2 separate regions of the Homo sapiens genome follow, and region 2 is linked to region 1. A link is a loop called in an ENCODE intact Hi-C map of the cell type or tissue named here. Cell type or tissue: CD4-positive, alpha-beta T cell. All regions are shown on one strand. Links, peaks and the distances in the headings refer to the core of each region. The heading gives the core; the rest is flanking DNA. Region 1 holds the start of PXMP4 (peroxisomal membrane protein 4). Region 2 overlaps SNTA1 (syntrophin alpha 1).

The links. Peaks named below come from ENCODE experiments on the same cell type or tissue, not always from the same donor. Only the 100,000 strongest peaks of a DNase experiment are listed, where the experiment ranks them.
Region 2: it touches region 1 in a loop (2.9-fold over the local background); 7 of 110 quality-filtered maps call a loop at or near these places.

Annotation. Positions count from the first base shown.
Region 1 is chr20:33,717,524-33,722,895 of GRCh38, forward strand. PXMP4 (peroxisomal membrane protein 4) reads right to left here and starts at 2,787. Exons shown (of 4, transcript NM_007238.5): 1 at 2,572-2,787. The coding sequence starts at 2,684. RefSeq lists an enhancer at 2,334-2,383. In CD4-positive, alpha-beta T cell, for the core only: a CTCF peak has its summit at 2,731; a DNase peak (open chromatin) is centred at 2,888; H3K4me3 peaks cover 1,605 bases; H3K27ac peaks cover 532 bases.
Region 2 is chr20:33,406,725-33,412,096 of GRCh38, forward strand. It overlaps SNTA1 (syntrophin alpha 1), which reads right to left. Exons shown (of 8, transcript NM_003098.3): 6 at 3,411-3,607; 7 at 1,977-2,164; 8 at 1,233-1,875. The coding sequence ends at 1,783. LOC124904889 (a long non-coding RNA gene) reads left to right here. Exons shown (of 2, transcript XR_007067567.1): 2 at 3,329-5,372. Among named protein-coding and RNA genes, the nearest start is that of CDK5RAP1, 7.9 kb to the left of the region's middle. In CD4-positive, alpha-beta T cell, for the core only: no CTCF peak of the experiment used is centred there; DNase peaks (open chromatin) are centred at 2,133 and 2,675.

The DNA of each region.
Region 1 (5,372 bases), core at 314-5,313:
CAGCTACTTGGGAGGCTGAGGCAGGAGAATGGCGTGAACCCGGGAGGCGGAGCTTGCAGTGAGCCGAGATCGCGCCACTGCACTCCAGCCTGGGCGACAGAGCGAGACTCCGTCTCAAAAAAAAAAAAAAAAAAATTATTAAATATTTTAAATGTTACATAATTGTTACATAATTGCCTCTTTTTAAGATTCAAACCTCTTCCCCCACCCTTCCTTTCCCCTCCTCATTTAGGGATCTAGGAATGACGTGAACAAGACCATGTTTACTTTCATTGTTTTAACTATACTCAGATGAATAGTAGAAAGACAGTGGTATTTGGGCCAAAGCCCTGCCATGTTTTGCTATGTGAGCTTGGATAAATTAGTTAACCTCTCTGAACCTCCCTTTTCCCATCAACAAAAGGTATTCTCCATTTTACAGAATGGCTTTTGGCAGTTACGCACATATAAAAGTTCCTAGGTCAATCAATATTAGTGTCTCTTCTTTTCTTACTCTTCTTTATTGGACACCTCCACCCCTACCCCTATCCCTAAGTTCTCCAGGTACCCAACCCTGGTCTTACCAGGCTACAAGGTCTAAAAATCCTGACAGCCTCCTTGAGACAATGGTCATGAGCCACATACTATTGTCTCCCCAAATATACATGAATGTTCACTGCAGGCTTGTTTGAAAAAACAAAAGACTGGAATCAAACCTGTGTCCAAGGCTGGGTGTGGTGGCTCACGCCTGTAATCCCAGCACAATGGGAGGCCGAGACAGGCCGATCACGAGGTCAGGAGATCGAGCCCATCCTGGCTAACACGGTGAAACCCTGTCTCTACTAAAAATACAAAAAAATTAGCCGGGCGTGGTGGTGGGTGCCTGTAGTCCCAGCTACTCAGGAGGCTGAGGCAGGAGAATGGTGTGAACCTGGGAGACGGAGCTTGCAGTGAGCCGAGATTGCGCCACTGCACTCCAGCCTGGGCAACAGAGCGACACTCCATCTCAAAAAAAAAAAAAAAAAAAAAAAAAAAAAACTTGGCAAAAGGGTTACTGATGTTATCTCAGGGCACATCAAGGATATGCCCTTGGCCAGACCCAGTGGGAACCAGTTCTACCTGACTCTTGAGTGTCCATGGGAGCCAAGAGCCTGGCACTGGTGCCAGGCATCCTTGGGTTTGAATCCCGGCTCCAACCGTGACCAAGTGCTGTGGCCACGAGCAATGGGTCTACCTCTGAGCTACAGCCTTTTCATCTGGAAAATGGGGACAATGGCAATTCTGATCTTGCACACTTATTCATTCATTCAATAAATATTTCAGAAACTACTAAATACCAGGTGCTAGTAATACACCAAGGAACAAAATAGATAAAGTTATGGCCTCATGAAACTTTCTTTTTTTTCCTTTTGAGATGGAGTTTCACTCTGTCACCCAGGCTGGAGTGCAGTGGCACAATCTCAGCTCACTGCAACCTCCACCTCCTGGGTTCAAGCGGTTCTCCTGCCTCAGCCTCCCATGTAGCCGGGACTACAGGCATGTGACACTACACCCGGCTAATTTTTGTATTTTTGGTAGAAACGGGGTTTTGCCATGTTGGCCAGGCTAGTCTCGAACTCCTGACCTCAGATAATCCGCCTGCCTCGGCCTCCCAAAGTGCTAGGATTACAGGTGTGAGCCACCGTGGCCAGCCTGTGCTAAGCATTTCACACATATTGACTCAATCCTGATAGTATAAGTACTAGTACCATGCCCATTTTACAGATATTGAGGCTTAGAGAGGCTAAATGACTTCCTCCAGATCACACGGGTAGGTGGGGCCAGGGTTCAAGCCAAGGCATCCACATCCTTCCCACCATCCCACGTTGCCACTAGGATGCCAATTCTGGGGGACACAAACCACTTTCTCTGGTTTGTTCTCTGCTTTGTCCCCGGTTCTGGCACTGTAGGCCCTCAATAAATGGTGGCTGTTATGCACTAGGTTTAAAGGAGACTGAGCTCCCCTCTAGGCACCAGCCAGGGCAATGACCCCAAGACCTCTCTTGCAGGTAAGATGCCAGGATAGTTGCAGCTTCTTTTACATTCATTGTCACGTCCCAGGAGCCCCCTGAGCCGAACGGGACTTAGCGCTGGAGTCCTACAGGTGAGAAGTGAGAAGCAGGATGCAAGCCCATGGGCAAGCTTCATGGGGACAGAATAGACAGGAGGCATCCGCCTGCCAGCTAGAGGCCAGAGTCCAGTTCCCCATTGTGCAGATGGGGCCGTTGAGGCCCAAAGGCACACAGAGAGGTGAGGTGAACTGAACCCAAATGAGGGGATACAGAAGCTGGCATGGGAGGAGTCAAAGCAAGAGGGCCAGGCTGCAAAGGTTGGAAGACCCAGAAAATGTGCAGTGGGAGCCCCAGTTCAGAGCTGGGAAGGCGCGCAAGCCAAAATCCAGCTCCCATTGCACAGATGGTGACCTCCGAGACTTAGAGACACACGAGGACTGCTCCAGGGCAAACAGCACCGCGGCATCGGACTTCGAACTCGCGCCTCTGACCCCAGGCAGGACATCCCTCAGCCCCAGCCCGGCCCGACGGCCCCACTCACACAGCCCCGTTCCGGAAGCCCTTAAGCACGGCCAACGCAGCGTGGTAGCGGCGCTTGCGCAGCAGTGCGTTGACGACTACGAGCAGAGCCCTTAGCTGCGGCGGGGCTGCCATAGTGCGGGCTGCGCGCAGGGTCGGGGTTAGGAACTGTAAGCGCACTGACAGCCGGAGGTTCCAGCTGCGCGCCCACAGCCCCTCGGTAGCGCCGCCGACTCGTGGCGTCTATAGGCTGTTTCTGCGTCACTCATGCATGGAAGACCAATCAGAGAGCGTACTTGTCTCATGGGACAATAGCACTCATCGAAATAGTTGTCTGACTGGAAGAGAAAGGAAAGCTTGTAGCCAATCACAGTGGGCTCCGCCCAAGGTCACACACGATTTGTCCAATCAGAAGGCACTTTCCCTTGGGCCATGTTGGGTTCACGAGTGGGTTTGGAAGGAGGCGTGTACTTGGAAGGAGGGCTCCTGAATGAGGAGTGGCCCTGCTTAGAGATGGGATGGGCGACAGGTGATGATACAGGGAGGAGCAGGGCCCCATCTTTATGCGAGATAGTTCTGACTGGGATATCCTTTACCATAGCGATCTTCCCAGAGTGTCAGTCACATGGCCCCTCAATGGCTTCCATGTACGTATGTATGTTTTGAGATGCAGCCTCGCTCTGTCACCCAGGCTGGAGTGCAGTGGCGCGATCTCGGCTCACTGCAACCTCCACCCCCCAGGGTTCAAGCAGTTCTCCTGCCTCAGCCTCCTGAGTAGCTGGGACTACAGGCACCCACCACCATGCCTGGCAAATTTTTTTGTATTTTTAGTAGAGACGGGGTTTCACCATGTTGGCCAGGCTGCTCTCCTGACCTCAGGTGATCCACCTGCCTCGGCCTTCCAAAGTGCTGGGATTACAGGCGTGAACCCAGCCGGCGTCCACTTATTCTTAGAATCCAAACTCCTCCCCAAGGCCCAAGAGAGAAGACCTCCTGTGATCTGGTCCGTGCCTCTCCCTCTGACCCCACGTTCCAGCACTTGCCACCTCACTGCTTCCCAGCCAAACAGCCTCCTTTCTGTTCCTTGGGCCAAGAACCCTTCTACCTCAGGGCCTTTGCACTTGCTGGTTCCCTGCTTGATATTCGCCATCCTGGGCTCTTCCCATGATGGGCTTCTTCTCATCCTTCAGGTTTCAGCTCAAATGCCACTTCATCAGAGAGACTTTCTGAGACATCCAATTTGAAGTAGCACTGTCCACTCTGACTCATTACCCTGGCTCTTTTTTTTTTTTTTTTTTTTTTAGACTGAGTCTCGGATCTATCACCCAGGCTGGAGCGCAGTAGTGTGATCTCAGCTCACTTCAACTTCTGCCTCCCAGGTTCAAGGGATTCTTCTGCCTCAGCCTCCTGAGGAGCTAGGACTACAGGTGCATGCCACCACGCCCGGCTAATTTTTGTATTTTTAGTAAAGACGGGGTTTCACCATATTGGCCAGGCTAGTCCAAACTCCCGACCTTGTGATCCGCCCGCCTCGGCCTCCCAAAGTGCTGGAATTACAAATGTGAGCCATCGTGCCCGGCCACCCTGGTTCTTATGTGTTTTTTTTTTTTATAGAACTTTTGACACTTTAGACTTGTTTACTATGTGTTCATTGTCCATTGCCCTTATCAAACTGTAAATTCTATGAAGGAAGAAATCTTATTTGTCTTGTTTTCTGCTGTAACCCCAACACTAGGCACATGGTGGGTACTCAACACTTGCTTGTTTAAGCAACACATAGTTTTGGGTTGTCATCTCTGAGAGCATTGATGGGTGACATTAACATATGATGTCACTATGTGGAGTTGTCACTGAATAACAGCTACACACTGAGTGGTGGCTGTGACTTGTGAGGGTGTCCCCTGGTACTTGGGCCATATGGTATTTACCAGTGATGTTATTTGCTCAGTGTCAGGGGACAATTTCAGAGGTCAATGAAGGAGGGAGTTGTGCTGGGCCTATTTTGTCACTGAAACTGGGTTGTCCGGGATTTTTCTTTTGTGATGGTAGGCTACTTTATTCAGTTCATCCTTCCTCTGAAGATAATGACTATGTTAGATAATATATTAAAATATCCTCTTAAAAACACTGAAGTTCCTTGGCTGGGCACAGTGGCTCATGCCTGTAATCCCAGCACTTTGGGAAGCCGAGGCGGGCGGATCACTTGAAGCCAGGAGTTCGAGACCACCCCTGACCAACATGGTGAAACCCCGTCTCTAAAAAATTAAAAAACAAAAACAAAAACAAAAAAACACTGAAGCTCTGCCAGGTGCGGTAGGTAGCTCACGCCTGTAATCCCGGCACTTTGGGAAGCCAAGGTGGGTGGATCTCTTGAGCCCAGGAGTTCAAGACCAGCCTGGGCAACATGGCGAAAACCCATCTCTACTAAAAATACAAAAATTAGCCAGGCCTGGTGGCACACACCTGTAGTCCCAACTACAGGTGCGGGAGGATCACCTGAGCCTGGAGAGGTCAACACTGCGGTGAGCGGTGATCACGCCACTGGACTCCAGCCTGGGTGACTGAGACCCTGTGTCAAACTGAAGTGCTTAAAAGTATGAGGAATGTGGCCGGGCACGGTGGCTCACGCCTTTAATCCCAGCACTTTGGGAGGGTGAGGTGGGTGGGTCACCTGGGGTCGGAGTTCGAGACGAGCCTGACCAACACAGAGAAATCCTGTCTCTACTAAAAATACAAAATTAGCCGGGCGTGGTGGCACGTGCCTGTAATCCCAGCTACTCAGGAGGCTGAAGCAGGAGAATCGCTTGAACCCGGGAGGCAGAG
Region 2 (5,372 bases), core at 302-5,301, 310 kb before region 1:
GAACTCCTGACCTCAGGTGATCCGCCCACCTCAGCCTCCCAGAGTGCTGGGATTACAGGCATGAGCCATCACACCAGGCACATCATCTTTGTTTTATCTTGTCGCTACATTAAAGAAACTGAACCTTTCAAAAGTTTAAAAAAAAAAAAGTTCTGGGCTTGGCACGGTGTCCTAGCACTTTGGGAAGCTGATGCAGGAGGATCACTTGAGGTCAGGAGTTTAAAACCAGCCTGGCCAACATGGTGAAACCCTATCTCTACTAAAAATACAAAACATTAGTGGGGCATGGTGGTGGGCGCCTGTAATCCCAGCTACTCAGGAGGCTGAGGCAGGAGAATCGCTTGAACCGGGAGGTGGATGTTGCAGTGAGATGAGACCCTGCCTGGGTGACAGAGCAAGACTCCGTCTCAAAAAAAAAAAAGTTCTCCATCATTGCCATTGTCATTGTGATTTTAGGTAGGGAGTCATAACCACTGCCCACTCACATCCAGCCAGCACATCGCAGTTTCCGAAGTACCAAACACATTCCACTCCACCTCCCTTCTGCAGGAAAGGGTCCTGAAGCTCTCTAAGATGGCTTTGACATGGGTCCACAAATTCTTTGACATTCCTTTCTTCAAGAGGTGGAGCCTAATTCCCCTCCCTTTGAGTGTGGACTGAACTTAGTGACTCATTTCTAATGAATAGAACAAAGCAGAAGCAACAGTGTAAGGCTTCCAAGACCGGGTCATAAGAGGCACTGTTTGTGGCTTCCTCCTTGCCCTCTCTTCTGTCTCACTGTGGGGAAAGCCAACTGCCATATCATGAGAAAACTCAAGCAGCAGCTCTAGGGTTAGCCCTACATGGTGAGGAACTGAGACCTCCTACCCACAGCCATGTGCATGAGCAGTATTGGAATGGATCCTCCAGCCCCAGTCAAGCCTTCAGATGACTGCAGCCCTAGCCGACAACTTGACTGCAACCTCATGAGCGACCCTGAGACAAGAACAGCCCAGCTTAGCCCCTCTCAAATTTCTGACCCACAGAACCTAAGAGATAATGAATATTTGTCATTTTAAGCTGCAAATTTTGGATAATTTGTCACACAACAATAGATAACCAATACACTGTCTTTGGCCCATGTAGTAAAGGTCTGTTCTTCTCCAGGGAAAGGTGCCCTAGTCCTTGGTCTGGTCCATCTTGGGACTGCAGGGGCCACCCCAGGACCCAAAGGCCAAGGCACAGACCACATACACTGGGCCGGGCTGCCTGTGTGCTCACAGGCTGTTTATTTATCCAAGAGTAAGGAGGAGAGAGACAGGATGAAGAGAAAAACCAGACTCCCCACGGTGGCAGGGCTGAGGGGAAAAACAAACAGAAAATCTCCTCTTCTTTCTCTTGCTGCTGACCCCAGGGTACTCCAGCTTCAGATGGGACCTCTGGGGGTGGCTTAGGGGCCTCGAGGAGGCCCGGCAGCTCAGCTGTTGGCTGGGGTCAGGATCCGCACAGGGGCAGGTCCCAGACTCGGAATGGCTTCTGTGTACACAAAATATCTCTCTGCAAAAGGCACTGGTGGAGGGGGGCAGCAGGAAGGCCACCCCATCACAGGCAGAGTCCACTCTGTCCTGCGTCTGGGTCCTGGGCCCCAAGACCAATCCAGTCTCCCTCAGGGTTGGGGTTTCGGAGGCCCTTGTTCCTCTCCTCTCCCTTCCCTCAGCCCAGGGGTGAGCAGGCAGTCGGTGGAGGCCCAGCTCAGGCCATGTCATGGACACCCCTCTTCAGGGCTAGTGCATCCGGCGACTTCTAGGCCAACAGCCCGAGGCGGGTGACTTTGGCCGACAGGAAGGAGTGGATGATGAAGACTATGGTTTTGGGACACGAGTGCAGGTCCAGCTGCTGGAGGGTGGATGGAGAGAAGAGTCAGGGCCCTGGCCAGCCTGGCCTCCGAGAGTGCACACCCCCTCCTCCCCAGGGTGCAGAGGCAGCCCCTCACTCACGATCTCGCCTTCAGCACCTCCAAAATCCAGGAAAAGGAGACTGGCACCGTCATCTGAAGACATCTGCAGCTTCTCGAAGGGCTGTCGCAGGAGCACAGCTCGGGCTGCACCTGGCTCAGCCGCCCACAGTGTGAAGCCCTTGTCGATGTGCACAGACAGGCTGCAGGGACGCCCATTCCACGTGCAGGCTGCAGGGAGGGCACATAGGTACAGGCACAGCTGGCACCTCAGAGACTACACCCCAACCTCCAACCCCCACCGCAGCTTACAAAGTGGGGCCTGAATGCCTCCAGGGATGGGAGGCTCACTGTTTGTCGTGGCACCAGTACACCCACCCTGCAGAGAGTCATCACCCCCACCCTCAGAGGACCTACACCCACTTCCAGTCCCACTTCCAGCAGCACAAGTAGAAAGGGGGAGCTTAAAATGTGCCATGGACAGGAGGCTCACTGCTGATAAAGGCATCATCAGATCTACCAAGCACCGCCCTTGGAGACCTGCAGAGTTACCCGGCTAAATTTAAATTTCAGATAAACAATGACTAATTTGGGCATACTTCTGTGAAAAAAGTATTCATTGTTAACCTGAAATTCAAATGAGGCTGGGTGTCCTGTATTTATTTCCTCTGGCAACCCTACCCCAAGTGCCATCTCTCACATCCTCACCAGCAGATTGACAAAACTGGGGCAAGAAAACCCCAGGGAGAAGAGTCTCTGCCTGCTAGGGCACCTGCACATCCAAAACAGAGGGCCCAAACCCAACTTCCTTTTTTTTTTGGAGAAACAGTCTCACTCTGTTACCCAGGCTGGAGTGCAGTGGGCGCAATCTCGGCTCACCACAACCTCCATCTCCCGGGTTCAAGTGATTCTCGTGCCTCAGCTTCCTGCGTAGCTGGGACTACAGGCACCTAGTACCATGCCCGGCTAATTTTTGTATTATTATTTTTTTTTTTTGAGACAGTCTTGCTCTGTCGCCCAGGCTGGAGTGCAGTGGCACAATCTGGGCCCACTACAACCTCCACCTCCCAGATTCAAACAATTCTGCCTCAGCCTCCCGAGTAGCTAGGACTACAGGCGCCCACCACCATGCCCGGCTAATTTTTGTATTTTTAGTAGAGACAGGGTTTCACCATTTTGGCCAGGCTGGTCTCAAACTGCTGACCTCAAGTGATCCACCCGCCTCAGCCTCCCAAAGTGCTGCGATTACAGGCGTGAGCCACCGCACCTGGCCAATTTTTGTATTATTAGTAGAGACAGGGTTTTGCCATGTTTGCCAGACTGGTCTCAAACTTCTGACCTCAGGTGATCCACCCACCTTGACCTCCAAACCCCATTTTCTATCCCCTCCTGAAGTGCCCTAAAGAAGGAAGCTTGAATGCCCCTGGGGATAAGAGGCTTATTACCAGAGGGACACTCCCAGATCCTCCCAGCACACCTGTAGACACCTCCTGCACACCCTCGGCGGCCCGGTGACAGCCATCCACAAGCTGGCGGGTCCAGGCAGCCAGCTCCTGCGGTGACTCCACGCTGAACAGGTGAGTGTCCACACCGTGACGCGTGCCCGTGCGCAGGGCAAAAGAGAGCTCTGCATCGTAGGGCACTGAGCCCTTGGAGGGGCCTGAGTGCACCAGTCTGGGGGTTGGGGGCAGAGGGCTGAGCATGAGGCCTCAGGCCGGAGGCAAATAGTTCTGGGCAAAGGGGCCAGTGACCTGGGAAGAAACCCTGTAAATCCTTTACCACCTAACAGGACAGGACTTGCCAGGGGGCACTGATTGACTCAGCAGGAGACATCTCCTGCCACCCTCCCCGTCACTCCCTTGGCTCTGGCTATACTGGTGTCATCACACACACCTAGCACATGCCTGCCTCAGCACCTTTGCATATGCTCTTCCCTCTGCCTATACATGCTTCCCTGATTATCTGCACGGCTCACTCCCTCACTTCCTTCAGATGTTAGTTTAAATGTCACCTCCTCTGAGAAGCCTTCCCTGACCTCCCAGTCCAAAATAGCACCCTTGTCACTCACTAGCCTTACTTTTTAATCATGGTACCAGAAATTATACTTTTTATTATTTGTTTTCGTTGGTTTTTGACTGTCTTTTTCACTAGAATGTCAACTAGGTTAGAAATTTTGATCTTGTGTTCACCACTGTATTCCCAGTAACTAAAACCATGCCTGCCCACAGTAGGTGCTCAGTAAACTTTTGTTGCCTAACTTGAATCACTTGATTAGGCAGACAGTCCAGGACCTAGTTATCCCTAGTAGCCAGCAGGCTCCTGACACACGGGCCAGAGCCAGCCTGAGGTAAGGAGACATGGGGGACAAGGACTTCAGACCCCTGCAGCTTGACTCTCACTTGCTGTGTGGCCTTGGTAAGCCAACTGCCCCTCTCTGGGGCAGAAAGTTCTGCCCCATATCCCTCTTTGTTCCTCCCTCCACCCACTCTTTCTCCTATAGCTCAGTTCCCCCCGCCACAGACTGCTGCTGACACCCGCCTTCGACTTTCCAGCCCTGAGCTGCAGACCCTCGAGTCCCCAGGCTTCCTATCCAAGCTCCCTCTCCATCCCACACACACTCTGGACTTAACTCAGCATCTTGCTCCAGCCTCCTCCCTTTCCACCCCCACCCCCAGTCCCACGCTCACCCAGACACAAGCTCCAAACCTCCTGTTCATTCCGGACCCCTCCTTCACCCGCCCCATCTGGCAAGCACGGAGCCCTGTTAATTTTACACCCATGTGGTTTCCAATGCCAATGCTGCCTTTCTTCCCCATCTGCTCCTGCCACCCACCTCCACCTCCCCCAGCCACCATCATCTCTCCTGCATGACTGCAGCACCTCCCCACTTCCATCCTGCACTCTCCGCTGCATTCTCCACGTGGCAGCCACAGGGATTCTCTTAAAGCAACCAGAGCACCTCGCTCCCCAGCTTAAACCCTTCAACACTACCAAACTCTTAAGCTAAAGCTAACATTCCTTAATCAGGCAATAGAAGCTCTTCAAGATCAGGCCCTGCCAACTCCCTTCTCTCCATTTCCTGCATGAATTCTGGTTATCACAAACTCATAGCTCCATGAACATGCTATAGCCCTTCATGCCTCTGTACTTTTGACCATGATGTTCTCTCTGCATGGGATGCTCTTTCACCCTTTCTTAAACAGAAAACTTCTACTCATCCATCAAAGTCCAGCTCAAATGTCACCTCCTCCCTGAAGCCTTCCTCTACTACCCCAACAGAGTTAAGTGGCTCCTACAAACCCTGCACTGTAATGGCTGTTCCTGGGTCTGTCTCCCCAGCCAGACAAGGTTCTCTCTGGAGGCAGAAACTGTTGGGGTCAGCTCTGTGCCCTCTGAACCATGCAGCACAAGGCATAAGTGTCAGCGAATGAGTGGCTAA